Regions from separate parts of the Homo sapiens genome. Here region 1 is linked to region 2. A link is an interaction called in ENCODE POLR2A ChIA-PET data of the cell type or tissue named here. Cell type or tissue: GM12878. All regions are shown on one strand. Links, peaks and the distances in the headings refer to the core of each region. The heading gives the core; the rest is flanking DNA. Region 1 overlaps UGGT2 (UDP-glucose glycoprotein glucosyltransferase 2). Region 2 overlaps DNAJC3 (DnaJ heat shock protein family (Hsp40) member C3).

Evidence for each region. Peaks named below come from ENCODE experiments on the same cell type or tissue, not always from the same donor. Only the 100,000 strongest peaks of a DNase experiment are listed, where the experiment ranks them.
Region 1: POLR2A ChIA-PET joins it to region 2 with 6 read pairs; 1 of 35 experiments calls an interaction of 5 or more read pairs at or near these places.

The regions. Positions count from the first base shown.
Region 1 is chr13:96,018,417-96,022,817 of GRCh38, forward strand. The region is part of intron 4 of UGGT2 (UDP-glucose glycoprotein glucosyltransferase 2); the gene reads right to left. Among named protein-coding and RNA genes, the nearest start is that of UGGT2, 33 kb to the right of the region's middle. In GM12878, for the core only: a CTCF peak has its summit at 1,887; a DNase peak (open chromatin) is centred at 1,905.
Region 2 is chr13:95,707,236-95,711,636 of GRCh38, forward strand. It overlaps DNAJC3 (DnaJ heat shock protein family (Hsp40) member C3), which reads left to right. Exons shown (of 12, transcript NM_006260.5): 2 at 1,992-2,102. Among named protein-coding and RNA genes, the nearest start is that of DNAJC3, 32 kb to the left of the region's middle. RefSeq lists an enhancer at 1-190. In GM12878, for the core only: no CTCF peak of the experiment used is centred there; no DNase peak of the experiment used is centred there; H3K27ac peaks cover 691 bases.

The sequences.
Region 1 (4,401 bases), core at 303-4,302, 310 kb after region 2:
GAGGCAGAAGTACAACTTGAGCCTGGGAAGCAGAAGTTGCAGTAAGCCAAGACTGCACCACTGCACTCTAGCCTGGGCACTAGAGTGAGACCTTGTCTCAAAAAAATAAATAAATAAAACAAAATAAAATATGAGTTATATATCTGGGGGAAAGTGACAGCAATCATTACCATCCTAAATGAGTATAACTTTCTCCCAGTGGTCACTCTACTTTCCAACATGTAAATAAAACTACTGTTAAGAAGAATTTTACGAAATTGGGACAATGAGAATATCACATAGTAAAGAAAGGCAACATTGATGACCTAAATATGTTATAATTGAAAAAAAAAACAAAAAAAACACAAAAAACCAAGTGTTTAGCTCAACCACAGACAGAAGAAAATACATAAATGCAAAACCTATTAGAATAAAAAAGCAGAAAAAATTTATCAGTCATTTCTTTAAAAAAAGATAAAAACCTAATCTGGAAAAACTGAAAGAAAATGAAAACTAAAGAAAATCTAGGAAGGAGAAACATATCTACAGAGAGGAAAAAATTAAAATATTTATATTACTATACATAACCTATGTAAAAACATAAATTATATGCTTAAATAAGAAAAAAAAACCATTGACCAATATTGATAAGATATCACAAACCCAAGAGTATATGCCTGAAGTTCACAAAAGGAAAAAAAAAATTATTAACTTTGCCCTACATAGCGGGGGGGGGGGGGGGGAATGTTTCTGTCAGGCTGTAGAATTGTTTTACCCTACTTACAAGCTAATAAGTTAGCTTTTCATTGTTTCATGGATTCTGGCAAAAGACAGAGATTTCTGAGTCAAAGAGCTTGATTACTTGTGGCACAGCAAGCAACATGAACATTAGTATGTTTACATGGGTTCCCCATGGGCCCACATTCCACAGGGAGAAGTATGATGGACCCACAAGAATTCTACACAGGCAGTGGGTATGGATCACATCTAAAGAACACTGAATGTGGGAAACCCATCATTTAATAACAAGCAGTAAGTAAGTTGCCCTTTGTCCCAGGGAGAAACACTCACTTATCCCTCAAAGTCACTCACTGAAAACACCCCGAGAAAAGGCCATGGTAAAGAGCAGTCAGGGCCTCACACGGTCTTGGCATAGTCAGTTTGTCTCTATTCACACTTATCAGGGAATGGGTCTATAATATGTACATCTAAAGGAGTAAACCAGACTGTCAGATGGGCAAGTGCAAATTACTTTCACAGTGTGCAAGCCCCAAGGAGTGGTATTTTTAAGCTGCCCATCTGTAGTCTTCCAAGTGGCAGACCAGACAGGTAGGCCATTGGCAACAGCACAAGAGTCAGTATGAATGTATTATATTTAACCAAGGGGTCAGATTTTGTTCAGGGAGAGGATGACGGCCTTGAGTTCTGCCCACTGAGTAGAGTGACCACTTCAGCTTTTGGTTTTACAAGGCTTATGCCTGGTGAAATGGTAGCAGAGGCAGCCCGAAGAGCCCACCAGCTGTTAACTTAGCTAAACGTCCCAGCAGCCTGGCCCAGGCATTTAGGGAAACCACTGTGAACTGAGGGCCCTTTTGAGCCAGTGACCTTACTTCAGGTAGTGAAATGGGTTATTTAGTTCACTCCCAAAAGAGTAGCTGCCACTTTTTCACATATACCTGATACCATGCTAGGGCCCAGAAGCTGGGCTTTTGAATATATAATTTCCATTTGAGCAGGGAGGCTTATTGGGTCCCTTTTACCTTGCGAGACACTGACTCCTAGTTGAACTACGTGAAAATGTAAATGTCATGTGGTAGAGTCACAAGGCCTCCATGGGTCAGGCATTCAGTTTCAACAAGAGCTTAAGAACTGCTATTTTAAAAAGGGGTGTACTAAGTGGCTGAGTCAGGCAGGTGGCACTATTGTACTTAGAAACAGTCTCTCGGGGTAGTCCAGCAGCTATGAAGTCTATACAAAGTTGTGATTGTCCTTTCTCCTCCTGGGATTGATTCTTTGTTGTTTCTGCTGGACCACCTGGGGGTGTCCATGTGTGGTAGTCTCTGAATGACAGTTTCCCTCTGGGCTTCACAAACATTGACAGCATTCACAGTATAAGCATGTAAAATACCAATACCAGTTATATAATCAGAGCCAAAACAATAAACCATTAAATCAGTCAAGTTTGAGTGCCTTTTCCTTAGGAGCCCAGATCAAGGAACATGTGTCAGACTACAACACAGTTATCAGGAGACTACCATCACCCACCAGGAGTACAGGGAGAAAGAGGTGAGCAGTGGGAAGAAATGTAAGTATTGACCTTTTTCTTCTCGACCCATGGGCCCTTACGAACTTCCTCTTCCAGAAGCTGTGTGTCAGTCAACATCCCACCCATGACAGTCTCCAAAACTACCAAGAACTGTAAAAGTCTAAGGTATGATTTTACCTGACTTACAAACTAATAAGTTAGCCTTTTATTCTTTTATGGATTCTGATAGAAGACATAAGACAGACTCCTGGGTCAAAGACAAATGACTTTACTGCTCATGACATAGAGCAAGCAGTATAAGCGTTACTATGCTTGCCCCCAAAGTCCCACAGGGGGTGACAAAATATGGACTTAGATGGATCCTACAGAGTTGGCATATGTTTCCGTTAAGGAACACTGGGCTTGGGGAAGCACTGTTTTATAGTAAGCAATAAAACACACTTGCTCCCTGTCCCCAATCCCAAAGGCAAACATTACCTCATTCCTCAAGGTTGCTCACTGCAAACACAACCCTGAGAAATGGCCCAGGTAAAGAGTGGTCAGGACCTTGCATTTTTTGCTGGTCAGACCAAGAAAGAACATGCAAGGACTCACAGGGCCCATGGCAGATGGACTTTCCTAATAGTTTGATGTTAATTTTTTTGTAATCTTCAAGATACTTTAGTTTCTATAATTATAAAAGTTGACATCAGAAACCAATGACAATAAATTTTAAACATTACAAAATTTCCTTTAAAAGATGCACTAGTGAGTTATATTATAGTGAGTCTAATAATGCCATAAAGGAATAGATAATTCCTATATTAACTCATCCAGAATAAGAATAATATGGCTGCCTAATTCACTTTACGAAAGTAGAATGACCGATAAAAATTAAAGATGTCAAATAATTTCAATAAATGTACAGCTATTCATTTATTAACACAGAAACATGAAAACAAAATGAAAGCAATCTTAATTCAAAAGCAAATTAAGATAATCCCACACCATTAATAATCAGTAGTTTTCCTCAGAATTGAAAAGAAGGTATAATATTTCAAAGTATTTTGTAATATATTAGTATGTCCAATGAGAAAAACCTTGTATCCATCCCAATAGTTGAAAAAATAATTGATAAAATAAAGCAATTATTTCTGCCTTTAAGTTTTAAAAGCAGGTGTGAACAGAGAAACATGCCATGTTATTTGATAAGAGATTCAATACAACACAGATGTAAATTTTTCCTAAATTAACCAATACTTTTAACATAATTCTAATTAAACCCTAACAAGGCTTTTGGGGAAGGGGAGCTTGGGGAGGAAAAGGATTCCAATGTTGACTTAAAAGCATCAACAAATACAAGGAGCTAAGGCATTCTGGAGGAAAAAAGAGCCACAATGAAGAAGAAATCCTCCTGTCAGAAACTGGATAATAAAGCAATAAATATTAAAACAGTATGGCACTACTATAAGAAATAGATAATGGAGCAGAACAAAGAGCTATGAAATAGACCATAATATAAATATAATGAATACAATTGACTAGGTACCTGAGGAAAAAAATCTGGTTGGATTCTTACCTTTTGATGAAAATAAATTACAGATAGATTAAAAGTTTAATGTAAAATAAAAGGAAAAACTTTTAGAAAGCTACAGAAAGAATTAGTAAAATCTCCCAATCAGGTTCGGGAAAAACTGTTAGTATAAAAACAATATAAAAGTCACATACACAGGAAAATTTGGCTACATAAAAATAAAAGTCTTTTGTATATGAAATTCAATACAAGTATAAGAAAATGTTAGAAATGGTTTGTTAACAAGTGAGTTAAGTATTAATATGCATAAATATATATTACTGTTTAATAGAGCTCTTTCAAAATTAAAAAAACTACTTTATTATTTTTTAAAGTATAAATAATCAGGCAAAAAAAATATACTGGTAGTATTACTCTAAAAAATCACTAATAAATTAATAATTTACTTCTGATTTGCCATTTTTTAAATTAAATACTTGCAAAAAAGCAAAAAAATAGTTTTGAATATAGGAAGCAACCTCATCTATTGTTTTGATTACTTTGTTATTCCCCAGGTATATATTCAGTTTATATTTAAAGAGCTATAGGCCAAATAAACTCAGTTTTGCATGTTTATTTCAAAAAACAAGTTATGCTTATATGA
Region 2 (4,401 bases), core at 190-4,189:
GGCTTGCCGATCACTTCCTGCTGTGTGGCCCAGTTCCTAACAGGCCATGGACTGGTACTGGTCCGTGGCTGGGGGCTTGGGGACCCTGCTCTAGTGCTCTCAAAAGAACCCACCCCACATCAAAGTCCTTATTTTCATAATTTCTGCCATTATGGTCAGTTGCAGCAGCCACTTGGGCTTCTAAGACATGTCCCTCAGTACTTCATTACAGTCAACCAAAGTGATAGCTTAGTTAATTGTGACTCCAATACCTACTGTGGATTACTAGCATTTCATCTCCCATTGGCGAGGAACTTAGCACTGCACTGAAGCCCAAGGCCATGACCAAACCAGTCCTCGAATTGCATCTCTGTGGGCCTGTCTCCTAGGACTGCTCCCAATACCAATTGTGTGTCACTCATGGTCCGTTGAGGAGAGACCGAAATCATGTAGTTACTTAGAAAGGGGAAGTTTAATCTAAGAACTGTTAAGTTGTGATAGGAGAGTAACTAAAGATGTAAAGAGAACTCTAACGGATATTCTAGGACTAAGAGCCTCAAGGAAGGACCAACTTGCAAGAGGGGTCCCCTCTACCAGGCTGGGGTTTAGAGCTTATTGGAGAAGGTATAGCTGTAGCCCAGGTTTGCTGGTGGAGAAGATTGCTGTGTGGCTGGTCCATAGTAATTGGGCAAGCAGGAAACAATCCTTTCATGTATAGGTGAGCGAAGGCTGGTTAGCCTGTCTACGAAGGGAGTCCAGGTGCTTCTGTGGGTGTGAAATCTGGAGTGTGTGGGCTGAGGTTGCCAGATCACTGAGGAACTGGACCCCTGGGCATAAGCTGTGGCTAAGTACCCCTGGATGTCCTCCTCATCCATACCATGCAGCAGGAAGTCCACCCCATGACAGACCATGCAGCAGGAGCCAGAAGACAGTAAAATGCACCAAGCAGAACTAGGAAGTGTCCTTTCTGCAGTGTTGCTTCAGTGCCCTGTACTGACAAAGCATAACATTGTACTCACTGTAAAGAGGAAATGCCTGCAAACTCCAGGCCTTTATTGCAGTGCAGGTACCGAAGGATGAATTCAGAGCGGAGAGGCAACATATTGATAATTGGCCTAGTCCATCAGATCATGTTATTGATTCCACAGTAGTTCCCTGTTTTAAGACAAGTAAATATTCAAAGCTGTAGACAGGTCCTCTACTTCTTTGACCTCATACTACTATCTTCCTCTTGGCTCTGCTGCAGCCATCCAGGCCTTTCTCCTGTTTCTGGAACATATCTGCATGCTCCCGACTTAGGACCCTTGCTGGTCCCTCTTCCTGGAAGCTATTTTCCTAGCTGTCTGCATGGTGAGTTCCTCATTTTTTTCAAGTCTTGCTCAGATGTCAGTTTCTCAAGAAGGCCTGCCCTTTACGCGCTTATTTGCTACTCTAAGTCCCCTGAACTCCTTACCTCTTCACATGGCTTGACTTTTTCCACAGTACTTTTCACCCAACATACTATATAATTTACTTATTTATCATGTCTGTCTCCTCCCACGATAACATCAGGCGCCAGGACGGTATGAGGGGCAGGAGTTTTTTAATGTTGCTCACTTATTGCAGATACCTAAAATAGTGCCTAGTGCATTATAGGTGCTTAATAAATACTTAAATATTGTAACAGTCTCTATGATGTTCATTAAAGGTGAGATTCTACCTTCAAACAATTTTCATTTTATTATTCAAAATATTTTTACTACTTCTGCATTACACAACTTCCCTTTATTTTCTGGACTGGTTACATTCTTTTGACTGATTAGGTCAAGATGGGTACATTTTTTGTCTTGTGCTCCATATAATGAAATAGGGTTTGTATTTTATGTTACGTTCTTTACATCATTTTTCAGCTTCTGTGACTTTTCTCATCTGAGTAGATGACTGAGACAGATAACTATTTTTAATATTATATTTTTTAGAATTAAATCTTAGTTCGTGGAAAGTTAACTGATTGTTTTTAATTTTATTTTTAGGTGCTGAATGTGGAGTAAATGCAGATGTTGAGAAACATCTTGAATTGGGCAAGAAATTACTTGCAGCTGGACAGCTAGCTGATGCTTTATCTCAGTTTCATGCTGCCGTAGGTTTGTATCATGGAACCAAATCACTCAGTGTCTGTCTTAGTGAATTCTAGTAATAGCTCTTTTTTTAAAAATAACATTTAAAATAAACATTATTTCATGTTTAAATAAAACATTTAAATATATTTGTGGGATTCTGAGCGAAATAGATGGATAAAATAAATATATAACACTTAAATGTATGTGCATCTAACATGAGAGAAGTTTGAAGGTTAGTGAGGCCTGCTACTACCAAGGATAACTCAAGATATTTCTGACAAACAGCTTTTCTCAGTGTATTATTTGGCTTCTGACTTTTTTTTTTTTTTTTTTTTTTTGAGACGGAGTCTCGCTCTGTCGCTGTCGCCCAGGCTGGAGTGCAGTGGCACGATCTTGGCTCACTGAAAGCTCTGCCTCCCGGGTTCATACCATTCTCCTGCCTCAGCCTCCCGAGTAGCTGGGACTACACGCGCCCACCACCACTCCCGGCTAATTTTTTGTATTTTTAGTAGAGACGGGGTTTCACCATATTAGCCAGGATGGTCTCCATCTCCTGACCTCGTGATCCGCCCGCCTCGGCCTCCCAAAGTGCTGGGATTACAGGCGTGAGCCACTGCGCCCGGCCAGCTTCTGACTTTTTGAACAGATTTTACTGAATGCAGTTTAATTTTCTTGATGACTTGGGTTTTCAATATGTTCACTTGATATCCTTGGGAGATGCTGCAGTTCATTGCCTCTTCAGTATTGGTCAGACCCCAGCTGCTCTTCATTTATACTGTTGCTTCTTATTTCTTACTCATGTCTGTCTGTAGAATCAACTGTCGTGCAGCTGCTCATCTGTTAGGACTGTAAGAAGTGAGATGACCAGAATAAATAGGTTCTTAGTGAAGGCTTAATGGATTTTCTCTCCTTTTCTTTTCTTTTTTTTTTTTTTTGCTTTTTTGAGACAGAGCCTTGCTCTGTCACCCAGGCTGGAGTGCATTGGTGTGATTATGGTGATTATGGCTTACTGCAGCCTCAGCCTCCTGAATAGCTGGGATTATAGGTGTGTGCCACTATATCCAACTACTTTTTACAACTTTTATTTTTTATATTTTTGTAGAGATGGGGTCTCACTATGTTGTCCAGGCTGGTCTGAAACTCGTGGGCTCAAGCAGTCCTCCTGCCTTGGCCTCCTAGAGTGTTGAGATTGTATGCATGAGCCACCACATCTGGCATGGATTTCCTTATGAGTCACTGCTAAACTTTTGTACTGGGACTTTTTGAACTTTCCTCAGAGTTCTTTACTTATATATTTTTACCTTGATTTGAATGGTTGAGAGTGTGTAGTTAACAACCGAGGGTGGTGTTTTGTTTTGTTTTGTTTTGTTTTTGTTTTTGTTTTTGTTTTTGAGACAGGATCTTGCTCTGTCATCCAGGCTGGAGTGCAGTCACGTGATCTTGGCTCACTGCAACCTCTGCCTCCTGGGCTCAGGTGATCCTCCCACCTCAGCCTCCTGAGTAGCTAGGACTACAGCTGCATGCCATCATGCCCAGCTAATTTTTGTATTTTTTTTTAATAGAAACTGGGTTTCACCATTTTGCCCAGCCTGTCTCAAACTCTTGTTCTCAAGCCATCTGCCTGCCTCAGCCTCCCAAAGTGCTGGGATTATAGGTGTGAGCTACCGTGCCCAGCTGGTGTGTTTTTTAATAAGATACAGCTGTGCTCCCAGAAAAACTATCATCCTATTGTTGTAATTTACTATATAAACTCAATGTAGTTAGGTTTTGGTTTGTCATACTTTTCTTTATGCTTTTTCTTAAACTCAGATTTTTATTATTCAGATTTTTATTAAACTCAGATTTTTATTAGCTCTCTGAACTCATAGGAAACATATTTTTTTGATGAAAAAACTCTATTCAAGGCTGGGCATGGTGGCCCACGCCTGTAATCCCAGAACTTTGAGAGGCTGAGGTGGTGGATCACTTGAGGTCAGGAGTTTGGGACCAGCCCGGACAACATGGTGAAACTTGTCTCTACTAAAAATATAAAAATTAGCCAAGCGTGGTGGTGGCCACCTATAATCCTAGCTACTTGGGAAGCCAAGACTGGAGAATCACTTAGACCCAGGGGCCCGGAGGTTGCAGTGAGCCAAGATCGCACCATTGCACTCTAGCCTGGGTGGCAGAGTGAGACTCCATCTCAAAATTAAAAAAACAGAAAACAAAAACTCTACTCAAGAGACATGGCATAATTATAAGAACATACAAAAGTTGAAAAATGAGGGGAAAAGTGGAAAAAAAGATACCTTTGTGAGTAGTAGAGAAAGCCATTCCACGCAAA